Regions from separate parts of the Homo sapiens genome. Here all the other regions are linked to region 3. The links are chromatin loops, found by intact Hi-C in ENCODE. Cell type or tissue: Caco-2. All regions are shown on one strand. Each heading gives the region's core, and the rest is flanking DNA. Links, peaks and the distances in the headings are about the cores only. Region 1 has its middle 130 kb from the start of SPOPL-DT. Region 2 holds the start of LOC101928273 (a long non-coding RNA gene). Region 3 overlaps NXPH2 (neurexophilin 2).

Region 1 (6,928 bases), core at 702-5,701, 350 kb before region 3:
ATTCTTAAATACTCCTTCCTCCAAGAGTTTAATTTTCCATCACTTAAATAAACCTAGTGACTCACTTATTAACACACTTCTAAGAAACAGACTCTATGGAAAAGAAAAAATAGTAAACTTACATGAAGAAACCTGGAAGTTACCATCTCACCCACGTGACCAACGTTAATATCACCAGTAATTAAAAATACTGATATCATGTATCCCCTCAGAGGATGCAATAAAGGACATATTACCCATGTGGCATTTTCCTCCCAAAATCTACACCCTTAGTCTAAATATGAGAAAGCTCCAGACAGATCCAAACTGAGGACCATTCTACAAACACCTGACCAGTATTCTGCAAAAATATCAAGGTCTTGAAAAACAAGAAAAGACTGAGGAACTACCACAGATTAAGAAGACAATGGAGACACAATGACTAATTACAATGTAGTATATTGGATTGAATCCTTGAACAACAACAAAAATTACATTAGTAGAAAAACAGGAAATTTGAAGTAAACAATAATTTAGATAATATTATTGACAAATGTTAATTTCTTAATGTCCATGTTACTATGTGTATGTAATATGTTAACTTTAGGGGAAGCAAGATGAAATATATATGGGAAATCTTCATACAATCTTTGCAACTCTTTTGTAAACTTAAAATTATTTCAAAATTAAAAGTTAAAAAATCTCAACATAGGGTTAAGTATGTGCCATAAGGAAAACATGAGATGTTCTGGCAGAAGACTTTACTTGAGGAATTTCCTGGGAGATGGTAATATCTGAGATGGTCAAGGTTTTGGAGATGGGAGTGCAGAAAGAGCATTTCTTCAGCATTTTCATTCTACTGACAAACACATCTCTTTTCTCTCCCATCTGTTCTGTCCTCCTTCTTGCTTTCTTCAGTCTCCTTCCCAGTTATGTTGCAGATCAGAGAATTCTGTCTTCCTTGTACTGAGTTTATGCCACCAGGTTAAAAAATCACTAAAGATTTCTGGGAAGAGGTAAACCTCAAAAGAATGTACATATCTGCATCACTGACTTCTCAGACCACTTTACATTACGAAGATGAAATTTTGACAACAGACTTACTGTGATAACTCTGAAGGTCATTGGCTATGATATTATTTCTGATAATGTACATATATGTGGCAATGCCATTTCTTTTTAGGTAGGAGACAAAAATCTCTCTGGTGAGATTTTTTTTCAAATAATGAAAGTTTTATATCTTGAACATGTATTCCTGGAAAACTAAGGATCTACTTTTGGATGTAAATTCTCAAGAGAGCATGGAGGATTGACTTCACCAAAAAAAAGTAACTTTTTAAATCCAGTGTTCCCACTCAATGTTCATTTATTATTCATTTAATTGTTCATTCAACATTCTTCGAGAACTTGTTGTATGACAGATCAGGAGATACAAATGTGATTATCTTGACCATCCCTGAAGCTGTTAGTCCAGTGAAGTTCAAAGATATAGTTCAGAATCCAGATAATTTACTGATCTACCTGTCTTCTATAATGGCCCATTAAAAGGATTATTGTAAATTATCTTATGTGATTGTACAATCCATGCCAATTTTTAAAATATTTAATTGTTGGAAGTAGAATGCAGAAGTGATAGGGTCAAAGGCTATGTCTTATCTTGAGTAAAACTGAAATCACCATATCTAACCTAAAACCAGAACAGATGTATTTTGTTCTATTCCCAAATCAAATTTTAATAACCTCAGATGCTTCATTTGTGTTTGATACATTTTGAGTTCTTGTCCATCCCTGGTAAGAGTAATATGGTTGTTGAAAGATCTAGGCACCTATTTATGGCTCTAAAAGGCATCATAATATCCATTTACTTTACTTTTTTAATATCCTAAAGTTTATCTACAAAGTTGAATGAATTCAAAGTTAATTTGGATAACTTTTTTTCTGATCCAAAATTTAGTTCTGAATATTAGGTGAGTTGCCTAATCTGACAAATTCAAAGAAATTTTGAGCACAGATATACATGACATATTATCCTAGACATTCTATCAGACCCACTAGTAAAATTTCTTGGATCATTTCTCCTTAATATATGAAATCTTCTGAATAGTATAACCCTGTACTTCCTTCAACTAAGACTTGTCTAATGATCTCATCAAGGAAACTCTTGCCTAGACTCTTGCTTTATATTTAGATCTATTTCCACTGGCAAACCTTCTTGATTTTTCAAACATGGGTACTTAATAGTTTTAAATTATTTTCCACTAACTGAAAAAAAATAACGTTTAAAAGAGATTATTGTGTATTACTAAAGAAATATGTTCATTTTCTAAGAATCTATTTGCAAGCAGATATTTTTTATTTTAAAAAGACAAATTGTACACACCAGATACAGTGACTATAAAGCTCACTGATTTGTAATTAGTGACCTACATATGCAATTTACCATCTCTGAGACCTTAAACCTGTCCTAGGTGTAATTAAATGAGTAATGTATGTAGAAGCACCATAACTTTCAAGCGTCATATAAAATGATAATTTTGTATTATTAATACACATATTATTAGCATTCATTCATTCAACAAACATTTTATTTAGAACTCTTATTTAGAAACTAGGCATTATTTTCTTCAAGTGGCTTTTCCTAACCTTTTCCTGCCTACCTCCCCAGACTAACTCTGGTTCATCTTTATAATGCCATAATTTAGCTCATGATCTGAAACATAGCAAGAACTCAAAAAAAATTTATTAAATAATTTCAGGCATTCTTAGCCTTCTACTCTCTTCTACTTCTGACAGTATTTTCTAAATTAGGTTGTGTTAAAGTTACCTGATAACTCCCAGTTTCATTCCATATGACCTGTAGTCTTGAGCATTTTCATTTTGAATCAGTTTAAACTTGGCAGCATTATTAAGGTAATTAATGCGCATTCATACTTTGAGTTTTATATCTTCATTTAAACTCCATCTCTTTTTAAAAATTTAATTATGAAAGGCCCACCATATGTTTAAAAGCCATTATGATTGTTTAGATAGGGAGAGACTGGTGCTCCCTCTGCTGGCTCTGAAGAGAAAAAAGATAACTGGAAAACCATTGCAGAATTAGACTGACATTCTGGCCAAGGCTTGCCACCCAAAGGATGATTTTAGAACTCTGAGATGCTTTACTGAATTGACTATATAACCTGAACTACACTAAAATACCACACTAACACCTATGCTTGTCAGACATGAAAGAAATTATAGAAAGTGGTATCTTAAATTCAAGGTTAGAAAAGCTTTTTATTGAAAATAAATCTATATTCTAAAAGCCCTGATTTGATTATTATACAATTTATGTATGTAACAAAATTGTACTTGTACCCTAAACATTTCAATAAATAAAAAATAAATAAACCAAGAAGAATAAAACAGTAAAAAGCATAAAATAAAACTTGACAGCTGGTATTAAAATAATAGGTGTATAAAATAACAATGATAATTTTTTCTAGGTGTGAGTAGTTGTTAACTTTGCAACTCCAACATATTATGTGTGTAGAGTATTTTACAGTTGTGACATAGATTAATGAGTATTATGCCAATTGATCCACAAAAATAAATGCTTACAGTTAATAGGCCAATAATATTTCACCGTTGTTCCCTCCATTTGAAAGAGAGGAATGTCACCAAGGATGTATAGCTCTTCTACAGGACCAGCAAAATAATCCCATGACCACTTCAGATATTAATGATAGCTAAACTCTAATGAATGCTTACTATGGCTAGACACTGTAACAAGGAGTTTATAAGCAATGCCTTCTTTAATTCTCGTAACAGCCCTATAAAGGAGGCATGATTATCATTCCCATTTTATAGATAAGGAAATTAAGCCACAGTCACTTTCCAGCCCAAAATTCAGGATGACACCCCAATATCCAAGGTAAATCATGTGAAAACTCACAGAAGCCAACTCAAACACAGGTGATAAGTTGCATGGAAATCGCACACAATGTGGAGTACCATGAAATATTGACATACCGAAGTCTATTTTATCGACTAGAAACAAAATTTTTAGTGGTGAATATTACAAAAAATATATATATATATATATATGAGTACCAACCAAGGTATATTTGTATTGCATATGTTTAAATATAAAAGTAATATATACATAGACTCTAGATTTGAAGGAGGATCTTAGGTCCCAGAATGTCTTCAGCTCTAATAAACATGGACACCTTATGCCTTGCAAAATTATTATTCACTTATTAAATTTAACAAAAGCTAAAAATTCTTCAGATTATGTTTCAACTCTTTTCAAATCAGTCCTGGAAGTCTCCCCATCTCCTTTTACACGATAAAAATTGGCATGAATTAAAATCTTTTGAACCCTCCCCTAACCATTGGGTACAAGCTTTGTATTTAGGCTCAACATGTTTTCTCTTTAGGTCTTCAAACAGACTTTGCTGAAATCTTGGCTTTTCAAATGACTTGAAATATCATGAGCCATGACAGTAAAAATTTACTTGGTAACAGAAACAACATGAGACTGAAATCAAAGACCTCTTACTGATCTTAATTTTGGGCCACATCATCCACTTTGCTTTGTAGGATTTATCCACAAACTCCTGAGTTTCTGTAGGAAATGCTAAATTTCTTTAACATCTCTAAAATGATACAGATCTCCACATTCTCAGAATACACAGAAATTTTCAGAAAAGGATATTTTACAAAGTTAAAACTATCTACAATGAACCCAATTACCTTATGAGGTGGTGAAAGGGCTTCATTAGCTGTCCAGATTGCCATTTTTGTGCTCACTGCTTATCTAGCTGCATACACCGAGTAAACAATCAGCAGCAGTTACCAAACTATTAAAATAATAGCAAATTATGAGGCAAAAACTTCACATTCAGAAAATTCCACTCATAAACTTAATATTTTCTGAGCTTTTGAGAAGATACCAACGTGGTTAAATTTTTTAGCAATACCCCAGTATTCTAGGGGAGGCTCATTTGAGAACCACGTCTTATGGGATTCAGTCTTTGATCCTCCACCATCATGTTTCCTTCCATTGTTTCCCCAAAATAGAATCCACAGGAATTGTCATCACAAAAAAAAAAAAATGCCATGTTGAATTGCTTTTAATTTTATTTTATATTTGAAGGAAATTGAATTAAATCAAGCACCAGTGGATTGGCTCAGAGAGGGCAAAGCATGGGAGAAAAAGGCACTGGTTGCCATACAGTTGGCTGAGAAGGAACCAGCTGAACCTTAAAGGATTGGTGGAGGTTGAGTGTGGCCTGCTGTGACAGTGTAGAATCCCTGGCAGCCCCAGACATGGGAGGAGCTGCTGCTTACCCCCAGGCTCATCTCCAGGCACCTCCATGAGGTACTCATAAAAAAGATGGGGGCACAGTGGGTAACTGGGGAGAGTCCCTCTTAGATGATACAGGCCAGGAGAAGGGGAAGAGCAGCCACTATGGGGAAAGCATGAACCCCAGCCACCCTGCCCAGATCATCCTCTCAGAAAGAACAAAAGCCTTGAGCCTCTGTAACAGAGGCAGAAAACCTTGTCACTCCCAGGCACAGGTTAAAAACCTATTGTTGATGACGGAATAAAAAAGAAAAATTATCTATCCCTGGAGGAGGGCCAGGAAACAGTCTTGGGCCCAGCCTCAGGATCTTATATTCATGCCATTAGAAGTGAGCTGTCACCACTGGGGAAGGCCAAGAAACTCTCTCCTATACCAGGACATCAGAGAATGCCCTCCTTCCCCTTCTGCTACCACCCCACAACCATACCACCAACATACTATTATCATACAATACAGCAATTTCATTCCTATGTATTTACCCAAGTTAAAGGGCTAAGTGCCCACAAAACATGTACACAAATGTTTATAGCAGCATTATTTATAATTGCTAAAAAGAACCTAAATGGCAACAACCTAAACTTCCATAAACTGGTGAATGGATGACAAACTGTGTTTTGGCCATTTGGTGGAATACTATTCACCAGTAAAAAGAAATGAACTATTGTTTCACGCATTAACGTGGAGGAATCTCAAGTGCTTTATGTTAAGCGAAAGAAGGCAGATACTAAAGATGATATGATATATGCTTCTCTTCTTAAAATATTCTAGAAAGGCAAAACTATAATGACAAAGACTTCAATGGTTGCCTGGAGGTGGAAGAGAAGGAAATTGACTACAAAGAGGCACAAAATAACTTTTGGAGGGGATGTGAATGTTTTATATTTTAATTCTAGCAGTGGTTACATGCCTATATACACTTTTCAAGTCCATAAACAAGGTGAATTTTATTTTATTTATTTATTCTGAGACAAGGTTTCACTCTGTTGTCCAGGCTGGAGTTCAGTGCCATGATCATGGTTCACTGCAGCTTGACCTCCTGGGCTTAAGCTATCTTCCCACCTCAGCCACCTAAGTATCTAGGACTACAGGCACACATCACCATGCCTGGCTAAGTTTTTAAATTTTTTTTTGTTGTTTTTTTTTTGTAGAGATGAGTTCTCACTATGTTGCCCAGGCTGGTCTCAAATTCCTAGGCCCCAGCACTCCTCCTGCTTTGGCCTCCCAAAGTGCTGGAATCAGGCATGAGCCACCATGCCTGGCCTGATTTTATTATATTTAAACTTTCTCTCAATAAACCTGACTAAAATTATCAAGAGATATAGAACTAGCCTCATTTCTGTCATAGTCTGAGTGATCTTAAAAAAACCTTAGTTCACTTCAACAAGATTTTTTTTAATTATTGTTTTACTTTACGTTATGGGATACATGTACAGAATGTGCAGGTTTGTTATGTAGGTATGTATGTGCCATGGTGGTTTGCTGTACCTAGCAACCTGTCGTCTAGGTTTTAAGCCCCGCATGCATTAGGTATTTGTCCTAATGCTCTCCCTCCCCTTAACCCCCACCCCTCAACAGGCCCTGATGTGTGATTTTCCCCT
Region 2 (6,928 bases), core at 1,286-6,285, 790 kb before region 3:
TAGCAACGGTTATAGGAGTCAGTAGAGGCACCCGCATTAGTCACCAGCTCTGACTGTAAACAGTGGAATAATCAGTTTTAATTCTTTACCACTGAACTTTCTCTGGCACCAGATTCATGTAAGTATAATTCAGAAATGTAAAGTGGATAACAGCTTATTGTCCAAGGCTCCCAGGGACCAAAAAAGAAGGTGCAAAAACAAATGCTTAAAAGTAACTAAGTAACTCTGACCTGTAGCGCTGAAGTTAATTCCCTTTCTACATCATTTCCATAATATCTCCATACCCAAATGGTATCCCAAAATACATTAAGGAATTAACTAAGAAGTTGCATGGAAAATAATAGCAGCGGTAAAGTGCAATTAATGCCATAGGCAGGAAAGGCAAATACACTGATTTAGCTGAGATTTGACACAACTTTGGAATTCAACTTGGCAAAGCAAGAGGGGACATCGGAAAAGCCATACCTTGCTAAGGGAGAAAGCGGCTTTCTATTCTGAAGCGACTATATATGTGCAGTCATAGAAGGCCCAATCCACGGGAGAAATGAGCAGGGAAGTTTATGGGAAGAATCCAATGCAAGAAGGCATTTACTTGCAGCTAAAGCGCTGATCTTGAGGGGTTGAGGAAGACAGAAACCTTTTTTAATGACAAGGAAACAAAAGCAGAAATAATACTTTTTAAATTATTTTTAAAATCTTACTTGTGATGCATACTTAATGTCCCATAGTTGTGTGGGCTTTTCTCCAGAAGTACAGCTTCACAAAGGGTTATTTATTTATTTACTTTATTATACTTTGAATTCTGGGATACATGTGCAGAATGTGCAAGTTTGTTACATAGGTATACATGTGCCATGGTGGTTTGCTGTACCCATCAACCCGTCATCTACATTGGGTATTTCTCCTAATGCTATCCCTCCCCTTGCCCCCAACCCCTGACAGGCCCTGGTGTGTGATGTTTCTCTCCCTGTGTCCGTGTGTTCTCATTGTTCAATTCCCACTTATGAGTGAGAACATGCAGTGTTTGGTTTTCTGTTCCTATGTTAGCTTGCTGAGAATGATGTTTTCCAGCTTCATCCATGGTTATTTTGAGAAAAGTTTAGAGTAAAATGAAGGATAGACAAAGGCCCTCTGTGGTCAGAGTTTGTGCTCTGAAAGGGGGTCCCTTTCTCCATGGTGCTAGGTAGTCATGGTGATGCACAGACAAAACAGAAATGATCTCCTTGTTTTCTTCAACAAAGTTCCAATTACTCCCAGTATCTTCAAAATGGGTGAGAATGAACCTCTGTGAGTGCAACATGCTCCATGGTTTGTGTTTATTTACTTTATTTTTGCTGTAAGGTTGCAGGCTCCTTTGTAGTCTACAAACACCTTGAGAACAGGGATGGTCTTTACTCATCATTGTTCTTATTCCTCAGCTCAAGGCCTGGACACATACCAGGCATTTAATAAAGTGAGTTCTGTTAACCTAATCTTTAAATGTTGATATTGCTTTCTTTTCAGGAGATAAACTTATTTAGGTCACACACATACACACACACCACATGCATTCACACTCCAGAAAACTAAATCTGACACATACACACACACAAAGAACAACTGATGTAAAAAATAATAATGGTAAATTGAAGGCAATAAAACATTCATTTTTATACTAAAATTAAAAAATAAGATACAAAGAAAGCTGAGCATAGAAGATTGACATATACAGAAGCTATAGGAAAACAGACCCACAAAGCATTATTTCATATCTCCATGCAGTGATTTTTTTTTTCTCTAACTTGGGGAATGAGGTAGAATTTCTATTGCCCCCCACTTTCTGTTGGCTGCTGATGGTTACATTTCCTCTTCTGAGAGTCTCACATATTGACCATAGATGTTGTTGTCACTAAATAAACCACATGCATCATTAATTAAATACGAATTAGTAAAAAAGGAAAGAGGTATAGTGGGTTGAATAATTTTTCCCTAAATTTATGTACATCTGTGTCTTGGTTCATTTGAGCTGCTATAACAAAAATACCATAGACTAGGTAATTTATAAACAAGAGAAAATTTATTGCTAATAGTTTCTGGAGGCTGCAAGTTCAAGATGACTTCCTATTCAGCGTTTGGCAGGGGTCTACTCACTGCTTCATTGATGGTGCCTTCTTGCTGTGTCCTCACACGGAAGAAAGGTTGACCAAGGTCTCTGAAGCCTCTTTATAGGGCAGTAATCCAATTCATGGGGAATCTGTCCTCATGGCTTAATCACCCCCACCTCCACCCCGACCCAAAAGAAAAGCTGCATCTCTTAATACTCTCACATTGGGGATCAAGTTTGAACATATGGGCTGGGCGTGGTGGCTCATGCCTGTAATCCCAGCACTTTGGGTGTGCTGAGGTGGGAGGATCACCTGAGGTCAGGAGTTTGAGACCAGCCTGGCCAACATGGTGAAACCCCATCTCTACTAAAAATACAAAAAATAGCTGGGCGTGGTGGCACACGCCTGTAATCCCAGCTACCAAAGAGGCTGAGGCAGGAGAACCACTTGAACCCTGGAGGTGGAGGTTGCAGAGAGCCGTGATGGTGCCACTGCACTCCAGCCTGGGTAACAGAGCAAGACTGTGTCAAAAAAAAAAAAAAAACAGTTTGAGCATATGAATTTTGGGGGTATACAAACATTCAGACCATTCCAACCTGGAACATCAGAATGTGACCTTACTTGAAAACAGAATCTTTGTAGATATATTTGGGATATAAAAAGGATTCTGGAATAAAACCACCCTGGATTTACGGTGCACACAAAAATCTAATGCCAGGTGTCCGTATGAGAAGATGGAAAAATACAAAGACACAGGGGATAAGGCCATTTGTAAACTCTAGCAGAGACTGGAGTTATGCTGCCACAGACCAAGAAATGCCAAGACCCATCAGAAGCTGAAAGAGGCAAGGAAGGATTGCAGCTTTCCAAGGAAGGGTGTCCCTACTAACACACCTTGATTTTGGACTTCTGACCTTCACAACAGTGAGAGAATACATTCTTGTTGTTTAAGCCACCCAGTTTGTGGTACTTTGTTATGGTGGCCTCAGGAAACTAATACAGGAGGTTTTCTGTTTAGCATATTATAGGATATTGACTTGAGTAGGAGCTCAGATTCCACAGAGAGATAGTTGGATGAGGTCTATGTATTAACACCATATTGAATACAAACTCTGTAAGTGGGAAGCATTGTTTCCAGGAAGAGCAAATACCACATTCCAACCATATTTATGGTTGTTGAGTCAGGGAGATTCCTGTCAACACTACCTTATCAGCAACTGTCTGGCTGAGAGTAAGAATAAACTTTTGCCTCTTTTATATACAGATTTTATGTAGTTAATTAAATAAATGTTAATAAAAACCATATTAAAGCAATTTCTAAAAATATCTTTTTTAGCCACTTTTTTTTAGGTCTTCAATAGAATAATGAAATCCGTGAAAAATCCTCAGGTCTTCAGGGTTTCATCTTGATATCTTATCATTCTGTCAAACTATAGGCTGAGGGAGAAACATTCTGCAGCTTCCCTTAGAAGACCTGCTTTCAATCTATCTTTCCACAGAGGCATTTTTCAGGATTCCTGTGTCTAGATTTCACCCTGGGAAAACCAGGGATAAAACCATCAGTCACATTAATTGCGGCCCAGGGAATGTTCAGCTGGCACATGTGACTAGACCAGTGGTAGAAGGCATGCAGGACTTAGGATTTTACATTTCTTTACATTTGGCCTTTACATTTCTTGTTACAGACATTGTTTATTAATGTCATTTCACACAGGAAAAAAATGAAGATCAGGATATTTAAGTGAATTGCTCAAGATTACACAGCTAGTAAATGACAGACTCAAGTCCTGAGCCCGACATAGTCTTGCCCCAGGGCTGTGCGCCATGTTGCTTTTCTCAAAATGTGCTTAAGCCTATTTGCTTGATCACCCTCCTTCTTGAGCTCTAGAAGGGCAAACACCATCTGTCTGTTGAAAACAAAATGAGAGTGCCTATTTTTTGCCAGACACTGTGAGAGTAAACAGTGGTTTATAATCCAAGCTCAAACAGTGTATTGGCTGAGTAAAATTTAATAATTACTTTACATCATTTAGATAGTCTGGTTGGATGATTGGCAGTAATTTTCCTATGTTTTTCACTCTTTTGAGGAACAGGCTGGCCCTGGGAGACGGGATGGAGTGAGGAGGAAGAAAAGGCCGCATAGCTTTTACAAATCTTATCAAAGTCAAAGGTCTTATGGACATACCTTTGCAATATGGAAGTGACTTAAGTGTTATGTGTTTCCACGCACTCTTCTTTTAGTAATTTTTCCATGGGAAAACAAACCCATGACTCAGTACAATTTGAGAAAGTAAATCACCTAAAATTTCACAACAGAACTCCCCCCAAATGGTGGTGGGAAGCCACCGTTAGAAATAAATTTCGGTCTACTATTTTTTAACTAATTTTTTAAATAGTGGTAACATACACATAAAACTTACTATCTTAACCATTTTTGAGTGTGCAGTTCAATAGTGTTAAGTGAATTTCCATTGTTGTGTAATCAATGTCCAGAACTTTCCCATCTGTCACAACTGAAACTCTATCCCCATTAACTCCTCATTTTCCCCTTTCCTCAGCTCCTGGCAAACATAATTCTACTTTCCATTTCTATGAATTTTATTACTTTAGACACTTCATATAAGTGGGCTTATAGTATTTGTCTTTTTGTGGCTTATTTCATTTATCAGGCCTGCAAGATGTATCCACGTTGTAGTATTGTGTCAGAGTCTCATTCCCATTTAAGGCTGAATAATATTCATATATATATATGTATATATATATATACAAATTATTTTTCCATTCATGTGTAGATGAACACTTGGGTAGTTTCTAATCTTGGCTATCGTAAATAATGCTGTTATGAACATAGGTGTACACTCTACCTACTACTTTTTATCACAATTTAAACTCTTCCATTTTGAGAAAAGTTGTAAATTAACAGAATATGTTTTATTTAGAAATTTAATCATCATTTTTCTTCTCAGATATAACAAGAACAACACAAAGAAAGTATTTTTTCTTTGAAGTTCATAAAGTGCCATTGCATAATTTATTTTTACATAAAAATACTTTCTGGGTTGAGCACAGTGGCTCATACCTATAATCCCAACACTTTGGGAGACTGAGGTGGGAAGATCAGTTGAGGCCAAGAGTTCAAGACCAACCTGGGCGAGAGAGTGAGACCCTGTCTCTACAAAAACTTTAAAAAATTAACCAGGCATGGTGGTGGATGCCTGTAGACCTAGCTACTCAGGAGGCAGAGGTTTGAGGCCAGGAGTTCAAGGCTGCAGTGAGCTGTAATCACGCCAGTGCACTCCAGCCTGGGCAACAGAGTAAGACCTTGTCTCAAGAAGAAGAAAAAGAGAAGGAAGGAAGGAAGGAAAGAAGGAAGGAAAAAGAAAGAAAGAAAGAAAGAAACGAAAGAAAGAAGGAAAGAAAGAAAGAAAAGAAAAAAGAAATAGAAAGAAAAGAAGAAAGAAAAGAAAAAAGAAATAGAAAAGAAGAAAGAAAGAGGAAGGAAGGAAGAAAGAAAAAGCAAAGAAACAGAGAAAGAAAGAAGAAAGAAACAAACAAAGAAAGAAAGAAGAAAGAAAGAAAGAAAGAAAGAAAGAAAGAAAGAAAGAAAGAAAGGAAGAAAGAAAGAAAGAAAGAGAAGAAACTTCAGAGTACATTGCTGCTTTGAATTGAGTTGTGCATTAGGAAGCATCAGTCTCCCAGGGAGGAACAGAGAGCTGATAAGGTAGCATGCATTCTCCCAAATCTGTCCCACCCAGAGAATAATGCTCTAGATTTTTCTGACATGTTTCTGGAGGGTGATAATGCTAAAAGTCCCTTGCAGAATCATTTCCCATTACTAAATTCACCTGCTTTATTACGTCTCAGGAATGAATTTTTTCAATTAAGTCTTCCCCTTGTTTTTGTTGTGTTGTAACTACTTTACGATGACTGCCCTACTTAGGGATGGTATCTTAGGCCATTTGGGCTGTTACAAACATTTTTGTTACAAAAATACCATAAGCAGGATAGCTTATAAACAACATAAATTTATTTCTTACAGTACTAGAGGCTCGGAAAGTTGAGATTAAGTCACTGTCAGAATCGGTATCTGGTGAGGCTCAGTTTTCTGGTTCACAGACAGTGACTGTCTTCTCGCTGTGTCTTCTCTTACAATGGCTTTCCCTTGCAGTGGATCTCTCTTGCATCTCTTTAATAAAAGCACTAATCTGATTCACCGATTCATGAATCACGAATCACTTTTGAAAGATCCCGTCTCCTAATACCATCATATTGGGAATTGGAATTTCAACATAGGAATTTGGGGGGAATATTAGTCTATTGTTGATGGTTTGATGACCTAATTCTCATGGTGGTTTTAACCCATGCTCTGTTTTAATAAAAATAAAATGTTGTAAAATTATATAATTTTTTCTGACAGATAACTCCACCCTTTCCTCATACTTTATCCTCTTTAAAATCACTATATATTTAGAAGATGGTTTATTTTCTAGGCATTTCTGCAAACTGATTAGGTCGAACTTTTATTTTTCTTTGACCAAATATTATATTTATTATCAAATATATGCATTCTACTTTGATCCTCCTGATCCTCCCTCCATTACCCCCAAAAAACCTTTTAAGGATCATATCATTTTAATTAGGAAGTTCTTCGGCTACATTCAAAATATGATTTTTCTTTATAAAATTGGACTAATAACTCCAATTTGTGCAGACCACATCTGAAGAATGTTACAAACGTGTGTGAACTCTGTAAGGCTCCCAGTCCAACTTTTTTTTTTTTTGAGTCGGAGTTTCGCTCCTGTGGCCCAGGCTGGAGTGCAGTGGTGTGATCTCGGCTAACTGCA
Region 3 (6,928 bases), core at 1,106-6,105:
GGAAAAAATACTGGGTTTAAGGTTTTGAGGTGATGGTTCTAGTTCCCACCCTGGAATAAACTTGTTAAGAAAGTATGATCAAATCACCTCATCTTTCTGGGGCTGCTTCCTCATGTTTAAAATTGAAGGGCAATTGGTTGGTATTTACCAAAATTAATAACACACTTAACTTTTGAGCCTGCAATTCCTCTCTCAAGAATTTATCTTGCAGGTATAACTGCACATGTTTGAAATGACAGATGGATAAGATTATTCACTACAGAATTAAAAGAAAGAATTCTTTGGTGTGATATTTGGAACTCACAGTTTTCAAATCAACAGAGAAATAGTGAAATAACAATGATCCATCACACAATGGAGTGCTATGAAGCTGTAAAAAAGAAGGAAGGAGCTTTTTATATACTGATAAGGAAAAATATGCAGGATATGTTATTAAACGACCAAAGACAAGGTGAAGAAGAATGTACATAATCATACACCTACCCTATGACCCTGTAGCAACATTCCTATGGCTTTATCCCACATGAGAATCACCTGGAGAACGTTTAACAGTATTGATGATATGGCATCTCAAGGCAACTGTCTTAGTCCGTTTTGGCTATAACAAAATACCATAAACCAGGTAACTTATAAGCAACAGAAACATCTCACAGTTCTGGAAGCTGGAAAATCCATGATCAAAGTGCCAGCCGATTTGGTATCTAGTAAGTGCCTGTTTTCTGGTTCACAAATGGTGCCTTCTTGCTCTATCCTCACATGGTGGAAAGGGAAAAGCACCTCTCTTGGAAAAAGGTCACTAAACCCTTTTGTGATGGATCTAATCAACTCCCAAAGCCTCTTCCTCTTAATGCCATCACCTTGGGAGTTAGAATTTCAATGTATGAATTTTGGGGAGACAGAAACATCCAGACCAGAGCAGCAACCTGTATGCTTCAGAAATATGAACAAAAGATCAAAAGAAATTTGAGGAATCAAATGGATCCCAAATCACCCTAAAAATTCTAAATGTTATCAATAGAAATGTGAGGAATCAAATGGATCAAAAACAACTCTAAAAATTCTAAATATTATCCTTAGAAAGATTAGGAAGGCAATTGTACTGCAAAACAAGTCAAGAAAGAAATTTTTGGAAATTAAAATAAGATTGCTGAAATCAAAGTCATTAGACCTCTCAAACATTATAATAGAGTTGAAAATCAAGTTATTGATCTAGAAGCTCAAGCAAAGAAATTTCCAACAACCAAAACCAAAAATGCCATAAGAAATAAAAGAGAAAGTAAAACCATAAAAAATGGGTTCAGGAAGTTAAGTAGCTGACTAAAAAAAGTTCTAAGAGATGAGAACAGATAGGAAAGAGGATGGAGGAGAGAATAATAATAATAAATAATGAAATGAAAATATCCTAGGTTTAAGAAAAATTAGATCACTCATATTGAAGTCCTCACCAAGGCTAAGTGAGTTTGATGGGGAAAAGACACATACTTAAATTTTACATACTGTTGAAATTAGTGAAAAGACAATTTAAAAAATTTCTAAGAGAGAGAAAAAAATGGGGCCACTTATAAAGGAAGGAGAATTAACAACAGATTTCCCTTCAGCAACAGTGGACACTAAAACTCAAAGAAGCAAAGATTGTCAAACAAACAAACAAACAAACAAAACCCTCTCTGGGATAATGACTATGAATTTAGAATTCCATGTTGAAACTACAATTTTTATGTAATATTTTCAATCATACAAGTTTCAGAAAGCTTGTTGCCCTCACAAGCTCTCCAAAAACATTACTCAAAAAGGCTGTCCAGCAGAACAACTGAGAAAGAAATATATTATGAGTCAGAAAGGTAGCAGCTGAATATGACTTGAAAAGGGAGAAAACTAAAAGGAAATGAAAAGAGAAGCCACTGGACCTTGATGCCTGGGGCATTATCCTATGAGTGGCTAAAGGTAAGTGTCTTAATGATATATTTAATTCTCTATAAATCCAATAGCATAACTTGGTTCTGTAGTAAATATTTATAAAAGCATAATCCCATTAATGCCTTTTTAAAGTTGGTTCAAAAGCTTTGAATTAACCTATAGACTACACATGGAATACATAATCATAGCCCCAGAACAGCAGATAAAGGGAAGTACAGGAGACGGGAGACACAGTCTCACTAGAGTGTAGAATTTCTAAATCTGGAAGTCAATAGCTACTTGCTAAAGTTGGGGGGTGGGGGAGGAAGAGGAAAATGTAATGTAAATTGTAATGATAACCCTAGAAAAATTACAACACAAAAACACTTGTTTATGTTTATTCCTGGGGAGAGAATTAGAGATACAGTAAGAAAGACAGCTTTTCATTTTTGATTAACAAGCTCCTTTATTAATAAAAGATTACTTAAATAACTCAAAGTAGAGCTATATAATGGAATACTGAGTGGTCTTTGGAAAGAATGAGATATGTCTATATATATTTTTGTGGAAGATTATCCACAATTATATATACTTAAGGTAAAAAAAAGAATTTGCAAAATAGAGTATCATCCCTATAAAGGTAAGAAAATTCTTTATATGTCTGTGTGCATGTATATAAGTAAATGCACTTAAAAATATCCGAAAGGAGAAGCTACAGGTTGAGGGTACAGGCGAAGAAAGGAGTCTTTCGGAATTTACTTTTCAAGCTTCTGAATTGTTTTACTGTTTGTAATAAGTAAATATAATACATAATATGTAAATATTACTTTTAAATAACTTTCATACTTTTTAATTACAAAGGTAATTTTCTTAAAAAGTAAGAAAAGCAAGTATATGAATGTATAGTGTTACTTTCTTCATTTAAAACTTTAAATGGGCAGGGAGCTATGGCTCATGCCTGTAATCCCAGAACTTTGGGAGGCTGAGGTGGGAAGATCGCTTGAGCCCAGGAGTTCGAGACTAGTCTGGAGACTGGGTAACATGGCAAGACCTCATCCCCTCAAAAACCACAAAACTTTGAATGTTTAAATATATTATTAAAATTAGTCTTTATTTTTTCATAGCCAAATAATGCCAGTATTATTTATTAAACTATTTCCCATGGAATGGAAACACTCTCATTTTCATATTGTAACATCCCACATGTACTTATATACGTTTCTTGGTTTGATTCTATCCCACTGCTCTATTTACTTTTTCTTGTGCAAATAGCTTTTTATAAAAAAATTATTACATTAACTTTAAAGCAAATTTCAATATATGGTACTACATGTACCACCTCATTATTCTTTTTCCCTCATACATTCTTGGGAATTCTTGCATTTATTTTTCCATATGAACTTTCAAATCATTCAATCCAGTATAAAAAACAAATCTATTGAAATGTTCTGGGATTAGATGAAACATGCAGTTTTAAGGTTAAAAAAAAAAAAACTTGAAAAAAAAACAGAGGCTATATGGTTAGATCAGCAGAGGTCAATCGCCACCACTGGAAGGACAATGCAAAGTAGGTCTCGTACTGATGGTATGAAGAACAAAAGCAATGACTGGGAGAGTCTTGTCTTCTTACATACAATCCTCAGTAACAGAAAACAAGTATGCTTGTAAACTTTCTCACAGGCCATGACGAAACATGAGTATTTACAGACAGCAGTGTTCACTGACCAGGGTCATTATAAACTGAACAAACAAACTTCGGTGAAGAGCAGGCATTTCTTCGGCTGCTCTGAAGGGGTGGTGAGAGGCAAGGCCACGTAGTCAAGAGTGAGGGCTGACTGCCCCAGGACTGTTGGTGTGAAGACGTAATTGACAGTCATAAATTAAATCTATTTATGTCACTGCAAAATGGATGACCAGGTCACTGAGGCACTGCAGCTACAAAGAGAGAGAAAAGGCTCTGACAGTGAGGAGTGTGCAGCTCTTTGAAGGAACTGTAATCCTGGGTGCAGAGGAGCCACGGCAGCACAGGGGGCTGGCTCCACACGCACTGGCGCTGTGGCAAGAAAATACGGTTCAGATCCCTGTTCTCCCATTTTCTAGTTATAGGATCTTGGGGTCTCTGAGCTTCAGTTCCTTTATCTGTAAAACATAGATAAATGCTTCTGAGTAGAGCTGTTGTGAACATTAAACCAGATACAAAGCCCCTTGGACAAAGCCTGACACATTGGAGTCTCTCAAGAGATGCTAGATATTAATGATAATCCAAAATGCAAAACAGATGGAAATAGGGCAGAGAAGGTAGTATTTAAGAGTGCCTGCAGTAGAAGAAAGTGTGTAAATGTGAAACTGAAGGACGCATGCAGGGCATTATTAAATACTTTTGTATTGTGAAATTAAAAGTTGCCAGAGGGGCTGAGTGTGGTGGCTCAGGCCTGTAATCCCAGCACTTTGGGAGGCCGAGGTGGGTGGATCACAAGGTCAGGAGTTCGAGACCATCCTGACCAAAATGGTGAAACCCCCATCTCTACTAAAAATGCAAAAATTAGCCAGACGTGGTGGTCTGCACCTGTAATCCTAGCTACTTAGGAAGCTGAGGCAGGAGAATCGCTTGAACCCGGGAAGTGGAGGTTGCAGTGAGCCGAGATTGCACCACTGCACTCCAAGCTGGAGATAGAGCAAGACTCCGTCTGAAAAAAAAAAAAATTGCCAGAGGTGGGGAAAGCTGAGCCAGCCAGAAGACTGAGAGGAACACAGGAATTCAATTGGAAAGAGTCTATATGCTAGGTCATGAAATCATGATTTTATATTATAGAAGTTTGTTTTTTTTTAATGGAGCAAAATAATAAGATTCATGTTTTATAAAGACCCTCCTGACAACAATATGGAGGATGTACTGGAGGAATTTGGAGGTAGGGCTGTGTGGTAAAACTGTAGGCAGGAGGATCATTTTATTTTATTTTTTAAGTCACAATGGAAGAGATATGATGTATGTAGGGAAAAAAACTAATTTAGAAAAAGACTATGTTTAATAGCTACAGAAGAGACACAAACTATGGGAGTTAAAGAATCGCCCTTGCTAGGCTCAGCCTCGCTTTCTTACCTTTCTTCTCTCTCGGCAAACCTAAAACTGATAAAGCTTTAAACTTCCCCAGGCTGAGTAACCTTGTTAGCAAGTGGGATAATGCCTGTAAGTTTGCAGGATTTAGATGCAGCAGGTAGATATGAAAGTGTAGTGTGCTTTGAGTATTCTGTCTTTATTGAATTTGCAGACCTACAATAGCAATGGCGGGAGCATGGCTATTTTTGCTTCAAAGTCAGTTGCTTGATTCAGTAGAAAGAGCACAGGCTACAGACAGTCAGACTGGGAGTTGAATGCTAGCTGCTCCACTTATGCTATAAGTAGGTAAATTAATTTCTCTCAGAAAGTCAGTCTCATCTGTTAGTGTCTCTCTCATGAAATTCACTAGTAGAAGTAGACAGAACAACAATAAACAAATACATATTAAAGAATGCTACTGATGGTAAAGAGCAAAGTGAGCAAGAGGATAGAAACTAACTGAGAACTGCTTTTTATTTAAGGTGGTCAAGAAAGGAATCCGTGAGAAGGTCATATTTAAACACACACTTGCAGAAAGTGAGAAAATAAGCTTTGAACACATTTTGGAAAAAGAGAATTCCATGCCTAGAAAACAGCAAATGCAAATGCCCTACAGCAGAAGAAAGCTGGGCTTGGGGGAAGGAAAATCAAGGAAGTATGTGTGGTTGGAGCGGAGCCTGGGCAGGGCAGCGTGAAGACTCACCCAGTAAGCATGGGCAAGCGTCCAGGCCAGGATCTTCTCTAACTGACCAGAGCAACAGGAAGCTGTCCTGGGCAGAAGAGAGGCACCATCTAACTGGCTTGAAGATCCCTAAGACTGCAGTGTTGAGTGCAGACTGTAGGGGACAGTGGGAGGAGAGATCTTCCAATAGTTAAGGAATTCCTGCAATGATTCCAGTTGAACAACGAAGAAGGCCCAGTCCAGGCTAGTAGGTGGAAGAGGTGTTCAGTGGTTATATTCTAGATAACGTTTAGAAGGTGGTGCTGATAGCATGTGCCGATGGATTGCCAAGGTGTGATCTTTGCTCAAGAGATTTTGGCTGGTCTTGTAAGAATAAAACAAAGTAAATAAAGTGCCTACAATTACTCAAAAACATCAGTTCTTTCCACCTTCCTTTGAGGTTCTTTGGCCTCTGTAGCTCAGGCCTCTGCAAGTGCTCAACATATGCAAAATCTGGTCAAGAGTGGCACTGGGTGATTTTTCAGCCATTGCTTATTGCCTGCTGTGTCCTTGTCTACTTGTTTTCTGGGTGAACAAAAACAAAAAGGTTAAGTACCACATTATTTTATATCTATTGCCAGGGCAAGCAAAGGCAAAAAGTGCTTGAGACAAGATATTTTCTTTCCCACAACAAGACTGAGGAGATTTACTGTAGGGTTTCACATTAAAGCAAAGCTAAGCAACACAAACAGACAAGCAAGCAAGCAAGCAAGCAGACAAACAAACTGGGTCCATTTCTCAAAGCTCAAAGCCCTCATCCAAGGAACTTTAATGAAGCCTTGAAAAGCAAACAGCAGTGGCAGAGGATTTAGTTCCAGGAGGGGGAAATTTTAAAAAAATTCATTGAAGATTATACATACTGGAATATGAATGAAAAATCATGGTTGAGTGTATTTAGCAGAATACTTGGCATTTGAGGGGAAAAAATCAGCCCATTTGGCTCAAACCTATCCCTGAAATCTAGTTCTCAATGATTACGCCATGAGGACACTCTTCTCTGAGTGAAGTTTTTATGTTAAGCCAACTGTGAGGGGAGCAGTCTTGGTTCTTCCTAAAGCCCTGCTTTCCCAAGTTCTATCTCCATGTGGAACCCTGGCCCTAGTCTTTTCTAGGGTGGGCATCTCACAGGCCCCCTGGCTTTACTTCATAAAAGGAAACTGACATTTATTGGGCCTCGCCTCCTGCCAGGACCCTGGTACTCAATGGAATTGTCA

The links. Peaks named below come from ENCODE experiments on the same cell type or tissue, not always from the same donor. Only the 100,000 strongest peaks of a DNase experiment are listed, where the experiment ranks them.
Region 1: it touches region 3 in a loop (3-fold over the local background); 4 of 110 quality-filtered maps call a loop at or near these places.
Region 2: a loop joins it to region 3, with 2.4 times the contacts of the local background. A loop is called at or near these places in 2 of 110 quality-filtered maps.

What each region holds. Positions count from the first base shown.
Region 1 is chr2:138,371,120-138,378,047 of GRCh38, forward strand. No RefSeq gene overlaps it. Among named protein-coding and RNA genes, the nearest start is that of SPOPL-DT, 130 kb to the right of the region's middle. In Caco-2, for the core only: a CTCF peak has its summit at 3,045 (motif pointing left); no DNase peak of the experiment used is centred there.
Region 2 is chr2:137,925,772-137,932,699 of GRCh38, forward strand. LOC101928273 (a long non-coding RNA gene) reads right to left here and starts at 2,161. Exons shown (of 3, transcript NR_120402.1): 1 at 2,131-2,161; 2 at 466-637. In Caco-2, for the core only: no CTCF peak of the experiment used is centred there; DNase peaks (open chromatin) are centred at 3,660 and 3,912.
Region 3 is chr2:138,716,754-138,723,681 of GRCh38, forward strand. The region is part of intron 1 of NXPH2 (neurexophilin 2); the gene reads right to left. Among named protein-coding and RNA genes, the nearest start is that of NXPH2, 60 kb to the right of the region's middle. In Caco-2, for the core only: no CTCF peak of the experiment used is centred there; a DNase peak (open chromatin) is centred at 3,688.